Regions from separate parts of the Homo sapiens genome. Here region 2 is linked to region 1. Evidence: read pairs that join two places in POLR2A ChIA-PET (ENCODE). Cell type or tissue: IMR-90. All regions are shown on one strand. Links, peaks and the distances in the headings refer to the core of each region. The heading gives the core; the rest is flanking DNA.

The links. ChIA-PET counts read pairs that join two places held together with the same protein. Peaks named below come from ENCODE experiments on the same cell type or tissue, not always from the same donor. Only the 100,000 strongest peaks of a DNase experiment are listed, where the experiment ranks them.
Region 2: POLR2A ChIA-PET joins it to region 1 with 7 read pairs; 1 of 35 experiments calls an interaction of 5 or more read pairs at or near these places.

What each region holds. Positions count from the first base shown.
Region 1 is chr14:50,400,136-50,407,923 of GRCh38, reverse strand. No RefSeq gene overlaps it. Among named protein-coding and RNA genes, the nearest start is that of CDKL1, 7.1 kb to the right of the region's middle. In IMR-90, for the core only: no CTCF peak of the experiment used is centred there; a DNase peak (open chromatin) is centred at 4,293; H3K27ac peaks cover 1,588 bases.
Region 2 is chr14:49,907,295-49,915,082 of GRCh38, reverse strand. No RefSeq gene overlaps it. Among named protein-coding and RNA genes, the nearest start is that of ARF6, 18 kb to the right of the region's middle. In IMR-90, for the core only: no CTCF peak of the experiment used is centred there; a DNase peak (open chromatin) is centred at 3,272; H3K27ac peaks cover 241 bases.

The DNA of each region.
Region 1 (7,788 bases), core at 2,519-6,518:
AAAATTAGTTGGGCGTGGTGGCACATACCTGTAATCCCAGCTACTCGGGAGGGTGAGGCAGGAGAATCGCTTGAACCTGGGAGGCAGAGGTTGCAATGAGCCGAGATGGCACCACCGCACTCCAGCCTGGGCAACAGGGCAAGACTCCATCTGAAAAAAAAAAACAAAAGCTAGCATGGATTTAGCACTCAATCCTCACAACGTGAAGAGGTAGTTCATTTCAATGTTGCAGACGACACATATGAAACATCAGGAGGTTAAGGAACTTGCCCAAGTTCTCACAGACAGTTACTAGCAGAGCTGGATTTGATCCCAGACAGTCTGGCTCCAGAGTTCACACTCTTATTGGGGAAATCAGGTCAGATGATATTGTAGAAAAATGAATAGGTTGTTGTTTAAGGTGAAGGATTTATTTTATTATTTTGGAGGAATACTGTTTAAATGCATATTTTTTACAAGGACCGACATGTGGATTCACTTTCGATGCCTCACAATAAATACCTCACTCCTAATATTTGACAATGAGCCATTCCTGTGAAAGCTATTTACAATAATAGAACTTTCACATGTGGTTTTAACTATGATCTTCACACAATCCTTGGCATGCATGCAGTTTAGAGATAATCTTATGGAACTATGTAAACTTTTTTGATCAATACATGACTAAAAATTCAATGGTTGTCATGGAAAATGTATCTTGGGTGCCAGAGGTTTCTGTTTGTACAACTAGCTATATAGACGCTAATGAATAAGCATCACAGAGTTTCTGAAAGGGAGGAGAAAGCTGATAGGACTTACAGTATTAACTCCATTTAAAAAACAGATGCATTTCTTAGAAAAAAAAAATCATCCTAAAATTCCCAGGGAGTCTCAAGGGGCCCTAAGTAGCCAAAACAATCTTGAAAAAGAAGAACAAAGTTGGAAGCCCCACACTTCCTGATTTTATAACTACAAAGAACAGTAATTAAGAAGGTGTAGTACTGGCATAAAGATAGATGCATTAGTTCATTCTCATACTGCTATAAAGATACTACCTGAGACTAAGTATAAACTACCCGAGACCGGGCGCAGTGGCTCACGCCTATAATCCCAGCACTTTGGGAGGCCGAGGTGGGTGGATCACCTGAGGTCAGGAGTTCGAGACCAGGCTGGCCAACATGGTGAAACTCCGTCTCTACTAAAAATACAAAAATTAGCCAGGCGTGGTGGCAGGCGCCTGTAATCCCAGCTACTCGGGAGGCTGAGGCAGGAGAATCGCTTGAACCCAGGAGGCAGAGGTTGCAGTCAGCCAAGATCGCACCATTGCACTCCAGCCTGGCGACAGAGTGAGCGAGACTCCGTCTCAAAAAAAACAAAAACAAACAAACAAACAAAAAACTACCCAAGACTGGATATAGGCTTTCTTTATAAACAAAGAATGTTTAATTGACTTACGGTTCCACATGGCTGGCGAGGCCTCAGGAAACTCACAATCATGGTGGAAGGCAAAGGGGAAGCAGGGACCTTCTTCACAAGGTGGCAGGAGACAGAAGAGAGAGAAGGGGAAAGAGCCCCTTATAAAACCATCAGATTTTGTGAGAACTCACTCACTATCAGAGGAACAGCATGGGGGAATCACCCCCATGATCCCAATCACCTCCCTCCCTTGACACGTGGAGATTACAGGTCCCTCCCTCGACATGTGGGGATTACAATTCAAGATGAGATTTGGGTGGAGACACAGAGCCAAACCACATCAATAGACCAAGCGAGCAGAACAGAGAGCCAGAAATAAACCCTTGCATCTGGACAAATAATTTTTGACAATAATGCCAAGACTACAAAATGGGGAAAGAACATGCTCTTCAACAACTGGTGTTAAGAAGACTGGATATCCACATGCAAAAGTTGGAACATTATCTTACATCATATACAGAAAGTAAGCCAAAATGGCCAACATGTAAGCCCTTCATGTAAGATCTAAAGACCTAAATGCAAGATCTCCAATTATCAAACAAAGCACTAATGTAAGATCTTCAATTATTAAACTTCCAGAAGAAAACAGGAGAAAAGCTTCAGGACATTGGATTTGGCCATGATTTCTTGGATATGATACCAAAGGCATAGGCAATGAAAGAAAAAATAGACAAATAGGACATCAAACTTAAAAACATCTGTGAGTCAAAGGAATCAGTCAACTGAATGAAAAGGCAGCCTACAGGAGAAAGTAATTGTAAACCATATATCTGATAAGAGATTAATGTGCAGGGTATATTAGGAACTTCTACAACTCAATAACAACAAAAACATAACCAAATAACCCAGTGAAGAAATGGGCAACAAACTTGAATAGACATTTCTCCAAAGAAGATATACGAATGGCCAATAAGCACATGAAAAAATGTTCAGCATTACTAATCATTAGGAAAGTGCAAATCACAACCTCAATAGACTATCACCTCACATCCATCAGGATGGCCACTATCAGGAGAACCAAAAATAACAAGTGGTGGCAAGGATGCAAAGTTAGAACCCTTGTATACTGTTGGTGGGAATGTGAAATGGTGCAGTCACAGTGGAAAACAGTATGGCAGTTCCTTAGAACATTTAAAATATGTTCACCATATCATCCAACAAGTCCACTTCTGGGTATATACCCAGAAGAATTCAAAGCCAAACCTTGCAGAGGTGGAAGCAACCCAAATGTCCATCCACAGATGAATGAAGAAAGAAAATGTGGCTGGGCGTGGTGGCTCACGCCTGTAATCCCGGCACTTTGGGAGGCTGAGGCGGGTGGATCATGAGGTCAGAAGATCGAGACCATCCTAGCTAACACGGTGAAACCCTGTCTCTACTAAAAATACAAAAAATTAGCCAGGCGTGGTGGCGGGCACCTGTAGTCCCAGCTACTCGAGAGGCTGAAGCAGGAGAATGGTGTGAACCCGGGAGGCAGAGCTTGCAGTGAGCCGAGATCGCGCCACGGTACTTCAGCCTGGGCGACAGAGCGAGACTCCATCTCAAAAAAAAAAAAAAAAGAAAATGCAGTGTCTACACACAATGGAATATTAAGCAGCCTTAAAAAGAAGGAAATCCTGTCACATGCTGCAACATGAATGAACCTTGAGGACATTATGCTAAGAGAATTAAGCCGGTCACCAAAGGACAAGTACCATATGATTTCATTCACATGAAGTATCTAAAGTCATGAAAATCATAGAAACAGAAAGTATGAAGGTTAGGGTTAGAGTAACCAAGAGCTAAGGGGAGAGGGAATTCCTATTTAGTGGATAGAATTCCACTCTTGCGAGATGAAAAAGTTCTAGAGATCTGTGTACAACAATGTGAATGTACTTAAACTATGAAACTATACACTTAAAAATGGTTAAGACAGTAAATTTTGTGCCTGGTGCAGTGGTACGTGCCTATAGTCCCAACTATTCAGGGGGCTGAGATGGGAGGATCACTTGAACCTAGGAGTTCAAGACCATAAGCCGGACACAGTGGCTCATGCCTGTAATCCCAGCACTTTGGGAGGCTGAGGCAGGTGGATCACCTGAGGTCAGGAGTTTGAGACCAGCCTGGCCAACATGGTGAAATCCCGTCTCTACTAAAAATACAAAAAATTAGCTGGGCGGTGGTTGAGGCCGCCTGTAATCCCAGTTACTCAAGAGGCTGAGAGGCAGGAGAATCGCTTGAACCCTGGGGGTGAAGGTTGCAGTGAGCCAAGATCAGGTCACTGCCCTCTAGCCTGGGCAACAGAGCGAGACTCTGTCTCAAAAAAAAAAAAAAATTACTGTAGTGAACTATGATCATGCCTGTGAATAGCCATTGCACTTCAGCCTGGGCAACATAGTGAGACTTCATGTCTAAAAAAAAAAAAAAGGTAGTACATTTAATGTTATGTGTTTTTTACCACAAGAAAATATAATGGAAGCATTTCAAAGAAAAAAAAAGAAATGGATGCATTTCTAAGATAATCTGTATGAAATCTATTTTATGTAAAGCGAGAAATATTTTTAAATGCAAATAATTCATACTTCTTGCCCTTTCCTCTCTTCTTCCCCATTTTGTCATACTTTATTTTATGTCTGTTTTAATATTGGGTTCCCATAAGGTAGATTTATATTTCTTTAACCATAATTAGAGCTACCTAATTTGAAGCCAACAGTACAGTAGTGTGAGAAGAATACAACTTGAAATTGAGACCCAGGTTCTAGGCCTGTTTGTTGTCACAGATTTGCTTTTGGACTCTGAATGAGTCATTTAAATTTTCTGTATCTGTTTCCTCAAATGCCAGATGTGCCTTCTCTCCTTCACAGACCCTTGTGAAGTGTTTTGAAAAACAAAAAGTACAATGTAAACACCAGCCCTCCAAGTCCTCCTATCTAGTTTCCTCCATGGAGGAACCCCTCTTGGGGGGAGGCAGGAGAGTTTGCTCTGCAAGGAAACACAGTGTTTCATCTTGACAAAGTGGCTTCTGAGTCTCCAGTGCCCAGCATGGTGTCTGACACATGTCAGCAGGAAAAGTTGGCTTTCCAAACTGCTGATTCTGTGTTACAGCTTTAAGCTAAATTCAGAAAGTAATTAATGTTCTTTCCTATTTATTCGATCTCAAAAATGTACACTTTGCAGGGCTTTTCTCTAGAATATAATGATGCCAAAGTCATGATAGTGCAGAAATGTTCATAGATGGCCTTATGATTAAGGATGTTTAGCAACCAACTGTCCAAAGTGGCAAATAGATGTATAACTTGAGGTTTTGAGACTTATTTCCTGGAGAGGATCATATTCATTGACTCACTCACTGGTAGCCCAGGGCTAGCCACATAAACCTTCCAGGGTTTTAGTGTTAATATTGCTGAGCTCTCCTGGCATGTGGGTTTGTTGATGAAAGTACTGGGTGGTTCTTTGAAAACCTGGAAATGTGAAAACAGTGTTAACACTCAGAAAAGAGGCCAGGTGTGGTGGCTCACACCTGTAATCCCACCAATGTCGGGAGGTCGAGGTGGGTAGATCACTTGAGGTCAGGAGTTCAAGACCAGCCTGGCCAACATGGTGAAACCTTGTCTCCATGAAAAACACAGAAATTAGCTGGGTGTGGTGGCACATGCCTGTAGTCCCAGCTACTTATACCACTGCACTCCACCCTGGGTGACAGAGTGAGACCCTGTATCAAAAAAAAAAAAAAAGAAAGAAAAGAAAAGAAAAAAAGACTCAGAAACAAAAGATTTTAGAAGAAAAGGTACTTTAAAAGGACTAGCTCATCATATATAAAGTACAATAAAGGCCAGGCACAGTGGCTCGCGCCTGTAATCTGAGCACTATGGAAAGCTGAGGCGGGTGGACCACTTGAAGTCAGGAGTTTGAGACCAGCTTTGCCAACATGGTGAAACCCCATCTCTACTAAAAATATAAAAATTAGCCAGGCATGGTGGTGTAGGCCTGTAATCCCAGCTACTCTAGGAGGCAGAGGTTGCAGTGAGCCAATATTGCACCACTGCACTCCAGCCAGGGTGACAGAGACTCCATCTCAAAATAAATAAATTAATTAATTAAAAAGTACAATAAATATTTAAAAGGAAAAAATACATACAGAATAACTAAGGTTAATTAGAGAATGAAGACATTTTACTTTACTATTGGCTGAGCCTATATATAAAATCAGAAATGATAGGCTCCTTTTAAAATTGATTTTCCCATATATTTACATTGATTCAGCAGTCTTTTTTTTTTTTTTTTTTTTTTTGAGATGGAGTCTTGTTCTGTCACCCAGGCTGGAGTACAGTGGCACAGTCTTGGCTCACTGCAACCTCTGCCACCTGGGTTGCAGTGATTCTCCTCCCTCAGCCTCCCGCGTAGCTGGGACTACAGGCATGCACCACCATGCCTAGCTAATTTTGTATTTTTAATACAGACGGGGTTTCACCATGTTGGCCAGGCTGGTCTCGAACTCCTGACCTCATGTGATCTGCCCGCCTCGGCCTCGCAAAGTGCTGGGATTACAGGCATGAACCACCATGCCCAGCTGATTCAGCATTCTTTTCTATCTCCAGGTAAAGGGAAAGTTATTTGCATGCCTGGCTTTGTAACATTCTAGCAGTGATTGGTCAAGAAGAATGCGGCTGACAGCTGACACCTGGCTTCTCTTCAGGATGTTGTGAATTCGGATTGGACCAGCAGGTCTGCCCTGCTGTTAGCTCTCTAGGGCATCCAAGGACAGAGGATCATTCTCAAGGCATTCTTAGTTGTTCTAACTCCATTCACCACTACAAGAGCATGGGCTTTGGAAACAGGCAGAGTTGGGCCTGAAACCTGTGTTCAGCCCTTGATAGCAGGGTGGCTTTGTCTCTACTGATCAATCTCTCAGAGCCTCAGCTTCTTCTTTCATAAAACAGGCCAGTTAATAATCCCAGTCAGTTAACAAATCCATGTAAGATTGTCATAAAGATCAGAGATAATGTGGATACTGAGCCTGAAATGCGTCCCTAAATGATAGTTATTAGCTTTTGTCTGTATGGACTCTGGAATCAATTTCTTTCCCAATTCCACTTAAAACAGAGACAATAAATTCAAGTATTTCCTCAAGCTGCTGTAGAGTGTCATTTTAAAATGACATTGACTCAACTCCCCTTTCCTTACAACATAATTGGAAAAAAAAAAAAAAAAGCTGGCTGGGCACGGTGGCTCATGCCTGTAATCCCAGCACTTTGGGAGGCTGAGGCGGGCGGATCACGAGGTCAGGAGTTCGAGACCAGCCTGGCCAACACAGTGAAACCCCATCTCTACTAAAAATACAAAAAAGTAGCCAGGTGTGGTGGCGGGTGCCTGCAGTCCCAGCTACTCGGGAGGCTGAGGCAGGAGAATGGCTTGAACCTGGGATGCAGAGTTTGCAGTCAGCCGAGATCGCACCATTGCACTCCAGCCTGGGCAACAAAGCGAGACTCCATCTCAAAAAAAAAGAAAAAAGGCTTCAAGCATTGGCCCTGGGTTCTGCACTCAGATGAGGCTTCAGTGTTCTGCCCAATCTCATGGAAGTTCATTCTCCTGGTGCTGGAGCTGCACACACATGAAGTTGCTGAGCTACCATGAGAAGGGAGCATATAGACAAGATGAGTCTTCCCGGTAGCCTAAAAAAAAGGAGGAAGGTGCTACACTGTGCATCATTTTAAGTGCTCTGCGCCAGCTCTCAATGTCCTACACATTAACTCAATAATCCTGACAACCACCACAATGCATTAGGTAGTATTAGCAAAATGGTTAGGAGAAAAGATTCTGGAGTCAAACCACCTGCATTCCAATACTGACTTCACACTTCACTAGCTGGGTGTCCTTAGGCTAGCTACTTATCCTCTCCAACTCAATGAGAGTCATCTGAAAGCTCAGGATGATATTTAATGCCTATCTCCTGGGGTTATTGTGAGGCTCATGGGTCAAATATTCATAGCATAATGCCTGCCACAAAGTAAGCACTCATTAAATAATGTTGTTATATAGGCAATAGTAATTATCTTGCACAAGATCAAACACCAGTAAGTAGGTAGAAATCCTGGTCTTCTGACTCCAAATTCCAGGCTTTTTCTGTGACCATATGTTACCCTACTGAATGTTTATTTTTCCTTAAATGATTAAAATACCATAGTACGGTTTGTGCTGTTCTAAGAACACTGAAGTATTCTCGCTAATTATACAAACTGCAAAGAAAAGATCACTATTAGCAGAATATAATGCTGTTTCACTTTGCACTGGCTTGAGAAAAAGCCCCCACATAACAGACCATTTCTGAGATTCCCAAGAGCTATACTTTCCAGG
Region 2 (7,788 bases), core at 1,490-5,489, 490 kb after region 1:
CATGTGGGCAGAAGAAAAGGAAAAAATAAAGACTACCATTTATTGAGCACTACTTGTACCACCACTGTTCTAAGTACTTATGAAGACTTTTCTCATTTAACCCATGTGGTAGAATTATCAAATAAAATACAGGACAGTTCATTAAATTTAAATTTCAGGTTTAATAACTAATAATCTTTTAGTATAATTATATCCTGTGCAATCTTTGCCCAAAGTTTTTTTGTTTGTTTTTTGTTTGTTATTTGTTTGTTTTTTTTTTCGAAATGGAGCCTTACTCTGTCGCCTAGGCTGGAGGGCAGTGGCAGGATCTCGGCTCACTGCAACCTCCACCTACCTCCTGGGTTCAAGCAACTCTCGTGCCTCAGCCTCCTGAGTAGCTGGGACTATTTTAGCAGAGATGAGGTTTCACCATGTTGGCAAGGCTGATCTCGAACTCCTGGCCTCAAGTGTTCCGTCTGCCTCGGCCTCCTGAAGGGATTACAGACATGAGCCACTGAACCGGCCTAATTAAAAATAAATCTTTCTAGCCGGGCGTGGTGGCTCACACCTGTAATCCCAGCACTTTGGGAGGCCGAGGCGGGTGGATCACCTGAGGTCAGGACTTCGAGACCAGCCTGACCAACATGGTGAAACCCCTTCTCTACTAAAAATACAAAATCAGCTGGACATGGTGGCTCATGCCTGTAATCCCAGATACTCAGGAGACTGAGGCAGGAGAATCACTTGAACCTGGGAGGTGGAGGTTGCAGTGAGCCGAGATCGCCCCATTGCACTCCAGCCTAGGCAACAAGAGCAAAACTCCCTCTCAAAAAAAAAAAAAAAAAAAAAGTATTTGGGAGGCTGACGCGGGCGGATCACCAGGCGGGCGGATCATGAAGTCTAGAGATCGAGACCATCCTGGCCAAAATGGTGAAACCCTGTCTCTACTAAAAATACAAAAAAAAAATTAGCTGGGCATGGTGGTGCAGGCCTGTAGTCCCAGCTGCTAGGGAGGTTGAGGCAGGAGAATCGCTTAAACCCGGGAAGCGGAGGTTGCAGTGAGCCGAGATGGTGCCACTACACTTCAGCCTGGTGGCAGAGTGAGACTCTATCTCAGAAAAAAAAAAAAAAAAAAGTTTTTCACAACTTCCCAGATGTAAAAAATTAAAATAAATTTTAAAAATAAATAAATAGGCTGGGCACAGTGGTTCAGCTCACACCTGTAATCCCAGCACTTTAGGAGGCCGAGGCAGGTGGATCACGAAGTCAGGAGATCGAGACCATCCTGGCTAACATGGTGAAACCCCGTCTCTACAGTCTCTATTAAAAAATACAAAAAATTAGCCGGGCGTGGTGGCGTGGGCCTGTAATCCCAGCTACTAAGGAGGCTGAGGCAGGAGAATCACTTGAACCCAGAAGGTGGAGGTTGCAGTGAGCCGAGATTGCGCCGTTGCACTCCAGCCTGGGCAACGAGAGTGAAACTCAGTCTCAAAAATAAATAAATAAAATTAAGTCTTATTTATTTATTTGAGACAGAGTGTTGCTGTGTCGCCCAGGCTCTCAGCTCACTGCAACCTCCGCCTCCCTGGCTCAAGCAATTAGCCTGCCTCAGCCTTCCGAGTAGCTGGGATTACAGGCGCACACCACCGCACTGGGCTAATTTTTGCATTTTTAGCTAGAGACGGGGATTTGCCATGTTGGCCAGGCTGGTCTTGAATTCCTGACCTCAGGTTATCTGCCCGCCTCGGCCTCCCAAAGTGCTGGGATTACAGGAGTGAGGCACTGCGCCCAGCCTATTTTTTATTTTTATTTATTATTTATTATTATTATTTTTTTTTTGAGACAGTCTTGCTCTGTCGCCCAGACTGGAGTGCAGTGGTGCGATCTCGGCTCACTGCAACATCCGCCTCCCAGGTTCAAGCGATTCTCGTGCCTCAGGCTCCCAAGTAGCTGGGATTACAGCTCCGCCACCATGCCCGGCTAATTTTTATATTTTTAGTAGAGACGGGGTTTCCCCATGTTGGCCAGGCTGGTCTCAAACTCCTGACCTCAAGTGATCTGCCTGCCTCAGCCTCCCAAAATGCTGGCATTGCAGGTGTGAGTCACTGCACCTGGCCTATTTTTTTTTTGAGATATGGTCTCACCCTGTTGCCCAGGCCGGAGTGCAGTGGCACTTTCTTGGCTTGACCTCGGCTTGGGAGATCCTCCTGTCTCAGCCTCCCGAGTAGCTGGGAGTACAGGTGTGCACCACCATACCCGGCAAATTTGTATTTTTTTGTAGAAATGCGGTTTCACTATGTTGCCCAAGCTGGTCTTGAATTCTTGGGCTCAAGCAATCTGCTTGCCTCGGCCTCACAAAGAAAAATAAGTCTTTTTTTGTCTTGTTTTTTTTTTTTTTTTTTTTTTTTTTTTTTTTTTTTTTTTTTTTTTTTTTTTGGAGACAGAATCTCGCTCCGTAGCGCTATCTCGGCTCACTGCGAGCTCCGCCTCCCAGGTTCACGCCATTCTCCTGCCTCAGCCTCCCGAGTAGCTGGGACTACAGGCGCCCGCCACCACGCCCAGCTAATTTTTTGTATTTTTAGTAGAGACGGGGTTTCACCCTCTTAGGCAAGATGATCTCCATCTCCCGACCTCGTGATCCGCCCGCCTTGGCCTCCCAAAGTGCTGGGATTACAGGCGCGAGCCACCACGCCCGGCCGAAAAGTAAGTCTTTAATGATCAAGAACATCAAGCTTCATTGAAATACTGAACACATTAGTCTAATTATATTTCTATATTATGAATACCAGTTGTTTAAATATATCATTGGTAATTCTTTTTTCCAAGAAAGTTTCTCAAATATATTAGTCACTGGAATTCACTTCAACAAGATTTGCATGGAATTTTAAAAAGTAGGTTTAGGCTTTCTGCAGTAATCAAAGCACACTTAAACAATCATTAAACAGAAGGAAGTCATACTTTTTTTCTCCTACATCTCAAAGCTGTGCAGAACAGCCACATCCCCAGGAGTAAGTGGCCCACACTTGTTTGTTCTCTGGAATTGTTTCAATTATGTTTGTAGCTGAATATACATTCATTCTTAGAAAATTAATATGGTTCAGAAGAGGAAATGCTTGTATATTTCCATGATTATTTCTGAGATAATAGAGAAAATATTTGTATGTAAAGCTGGTTCCAGTGTCAGAGTAGTCATTTTGGTTACTGTGTTTGTTGGCCCAACTACTCTCTCTTAAAAGCTCAAAATTATGCTGGCAGGGAGCCATGCCATAGAAACTCCACCCTGAGGAGTGACTCAGATAGTTAGACAAAAGCATTTAAACTTCAAGATTTTTTCAGGCTTCCCTCTTGACACTCCTTCCTCTTAGTCAAAGAATTGATGACTACACATTTTGTGTAGTTAAAGGAAAAAAACTAACACCATTCTTGAATCAATAATGCCTGTTCTCAATTGTTACCTATTAAAAGGTAAAATACAACAAATAGTTGGTTTCTTATCACCTTGAGAATATCTTTTTCACTGAATATATGTATGTGTGTGTATGTGTATGTGTGTGTGTGTGTGTGTGTGTGTGTGTATATATATATATATATATATATATTTTTTTTTTTTTTTTTTTTTTTGAGATGGAGTCTCACTCTGTCACCCAGGCTGGAGTGTAGCAGCGCAATCTTGGCTCACTGCAACATCGGCCTCCTGGGTTCAGGTGATTCTCCTGCCTCAGCCTCCCGAGTAGCTGGGACTACAGGCGCCCACCACTGTGCCCAGCTAATTTTTGTATTTTTAGTAGAGATGGGGTATCATCATGTTGGCCAGGCTGGGCTCGAACTCCTGACCTCAAGTGATCCGCCCGCCTCAGCCTCCCAAAGTGCTGGGATTATAGGGATGAGCCACCGCTCCTGGCCTGCTTTTATTTTTTTATCCAAGATTCAGAGGGTACGGGCACAGGTTTGTTACATGGGTATATTGCATGATGCTGAGGTTTAGGCCTCTAATGATCCCATCATCCAAGTAGTGAACACAAGTAGTTCTTCAAACCTGGCCCCCCTTCCTCTCTTCTGCCTTTTTGAATCCCCAATGCCTACTGTTCCCATCTTTGTGTCTGTGTGTACCCAGTGTTTAGCTCCCACTTATAAGTAAGAATGTGCGGCATTAGGTTTTCTGTTTCTGTGTTAATTCGCTTAGGATAATGGCCTCCAACTGCATCCTTGTTGCTGCAAAGGACATAATTTCATTCTTTTTTATGGCTGCATGATTTAATTTTTTAAATTATTAAACTAGAGGGAAGAAGGAAAATAGAACTAATTTCTCTTGAGTGCTTACCATGCCAGATAGGGACTTTCTCATAAGTTACCACTTTTTGTGATAAAGCCTTGCTGGGTGAACATTACCATCCCGATTTTTAGCAGGAAAACTGAGACAAAGAGATAGATTTTCCAGTGTCACTTAGCTATTGAGGTCAGGGTTGGAATTCAAACATAGGTCTATCTATTTGAGACTATTGACTCAAAATTCAATGTTCTTTACCCAAATCAATCCTGTCAGAAAGGAAACTAAAAATGCTTGCAAAAAAAAAAAAAAAAAAAAAGGTAGGAAGGGCTGGACACAATGTCTCATGCCTGTAATCCCAGCGCTTTGGAAGGCTGAGGCAGGTGGATCACCTGAGGTCAGGAGTTCAAGACCAGCCTGGCAAACATGGCAAAACCCCATCTCTACTAAAAATACAAAAATCAGCTAAGTGTGGTGGCACACACCTGTAATCCAAGGTACTCAGGAGGCTAAGGCAGGAGAATCCCTTGAACCCAGGAGGCGGAGGTTGCAGAGAGCCACAAAGATCCCGCGACTGCCCTCCAGCCTGGATGATAGAGTGAAACTCCATCTCAAAAAAAAAAGATAAGTATCATATATGGCTTATATGAGGAAAGGAGGTTCTCTTCCATCTTCAATCCTTTTTCCATTCAATGAATGGCCTTCATAGCATCATACATAGGATGTTTCCAGATCCTAATTTCTTGGGTATTTCTAACACTGTAATCCAGAATCCAGAAATCACAATTTCCTAAATCACTATTTTGATGCTCAGCAAAGCAGCATGGACCCTGAGGTGTATCAGTGGGTAACACTTTAGGTTTTATTAGATTGGGACATGCAGCAAGAAAAAGAACCTAGAAATTACCATAGGTTTGAAAGGAGAAAAATTAACATGTCTAGGATGTCTAAGCATATGGAAACAATAGCCCTGCCAACCATATTGATTGATTGATTGATTGATTGATTGATTGTTTAAAAAGAGATGTGGTCTAGCTGGGTGTGGTGGCTCACACCTGTAATCCCAGCGCTTTGGGAGGCCGAGGTGGGTGGTTCACTTGAGCCTCAGGAGTTCGAGACGAGCCTGGCCAACATGGCAAAACCTCATCTCTATTGAAAAAAAGAAAAAAAAAACAGACATGGTCTCACTATATTGCCCAGGTGGGTCTCAAACTCTTGGCCTCAAGCAATCCTTCCATCTTGGCTTCCCAAAGTACTGGGATTACAGGTGTGAACCACCACTCTTGACCAGAAGGCAATTTAGAAATGTTGTCATGCTAGTCTAAAATCCATACTGTATTCAACAAGATACCCAAGAAATAATAAAAGAAAAAGATATATTAGTATTTATTTAAAACATTTCCCCTAAGATACCACTACCATATTATTATACTAAGCAAAAAAAATAAAAAATAAAAATGTAATGTTTTAGTCTTTAATTCAAGTTTGTCTTGATGACAAAAACAGGATTTAAGATACTTCAGTAAGTTTCTAAATATTAGGTTCTTGTGTAAAATGCATTTACTGTCATAAATCAAGTATTACTCATGAGTTGGAGAGAATTAAAAATGCAATCCAATCTTATAAAAAGAGTCCAAGTCATAAAGACAAGCAATCAATCATAAAAGGTCAAGAATTTTTTATATAATATGCCAGCGTTTACCTTGAGAGACCTATCTATGTTTACCTACAGACTTGATCATTAGTTACATTTGAGATTTTTTTTTTTTTTTGAGACGGAGTCTCACTCTGTTGCCCAGGCTGGAGCACAGTGGCGCGATCTCGGCTCACTGAAAGCTCCGCCTCCAGGGTTCACACCATTCTCCTGCCTCAGCCTCCTGAGTAGCTGGGACTACAGGCGCCCGCCACCACGCCCGGCTAATTTTTTTTTGTATTTTCAGTAGAGACAGGGTTTCACCGTGTTAGCCAGGATGGTCTCGATCTCCTAACCTCATGATCCACCCGCCTTGGCCTCCCAAAGTGCTGGGATTACAGGTGTGAGCCACCACGCCTGACACCATTTGAGATTTTTAAAGTTTCAAAAATAAGCCAAAATACAATGCATTTATTTCAATTATGGGCTCAGGGTTCCTAAGAAATAATTCATGACTAGGAAAAAAACTCCAGCATATCAAATAGAAATATGATGTGTCAATAGCTACCAGCATTCTAGGTTTATCCTAAATCCAATAATGAGTCATCAGTTATTAACCTCAAAAAACTTGTTTTAAAAGCAGATTAAGAATCACTATTGGTTACCTAGAGCTAAATATATACACAGAGATACTGATACATTACCCATATTTTCAAATCACTGCATGTCTTTTGGTTTGAAGAATATACCCGCTACTTTTTTCTACTGAATATTTGTTGAAATAATACATGAATCCAGCCGGGTGTGGTGGCTCACGCCTGTAATCCCAGCACGTTGGGAGGCCCAGGCGGGTGGATCACGAGGTCAAGAGATAGAGACCATCCTGGCCAACATGGTGAAACCCTGTCTCTACTAAAAATACAAAAATTAGCTGGGTGTGGCGGCACACGCCTGTAGTCCCAGCTACTCGGAAGGCTGAGGCAGGAGAATTACTTGAACCCAGAAGGTGGAGGTTGCAGTGAGCTGAGATCACACCACTGCATTCCAGTCTGGAGACAGAGCGAGACTCCGTCTCACAAAAAATAAAAATAAAAAATAAATGAATCCAAGTAATATTACAAGGTTTCTCAAAACAAAAAAGAAACTTATTTTAAATTCACTGATATCAAGCAAGATTTTTCAAATAATTCAACATTAAGTTCTCCAAGTCAAAGCCCCAGAAAAAGGAAAGTTATGGTTTATAGTCACTGACTCATTTCCTTAGATGATTCAACCTCGTGGCCTTAACACTGACTCGTCTTCCTCTCTCCCTTCCTATTTTAATTCAGAATGGGGGAAAAATAAAGCTTTAATACTTTAGAGCTAGCTTTTCACATCATAATCTTTTTAATAAACCAAATCTTTCTACAAGCTTTTATACACTTTTAAAATTGAAGTCCTATCATATAATTCAGTGAACAGTGGATCAAACTCAGAACATGCTACAAGACTTTTCTAAAAGTTATCGAAAAAATTCAGGAATTTTTTTCCACTTCTTAAAAGTTAATAGTCAAATGCTCACTGGCACAAAGATGACTTCATTAAAATGTATGTTTTCTGCTACCATGCACAAACCTCTGAAAATAAGCCTGTCCTTCATCTTGTTTTTTCACGTATTCTTTAAATATTTATACACCATAAAAGTTGAGTTCTTTATGAATAAGTTCGTGAGTTTACCTAATGCAAAGTCCAAGACACAAAAAGAAATGAAGAGAATTGAACACAAACACACCAAAGGCACGTATTCACACGCCCATGACTGTTGGCCAAATGCACAGCAGAAACAGGATACATCTAGCTCTCTCCAAGTAAGGGCAAGACAAACTGTGAAGGGTTCAGTAATCACCTGGTACTAATGTTGCTGTTGAAA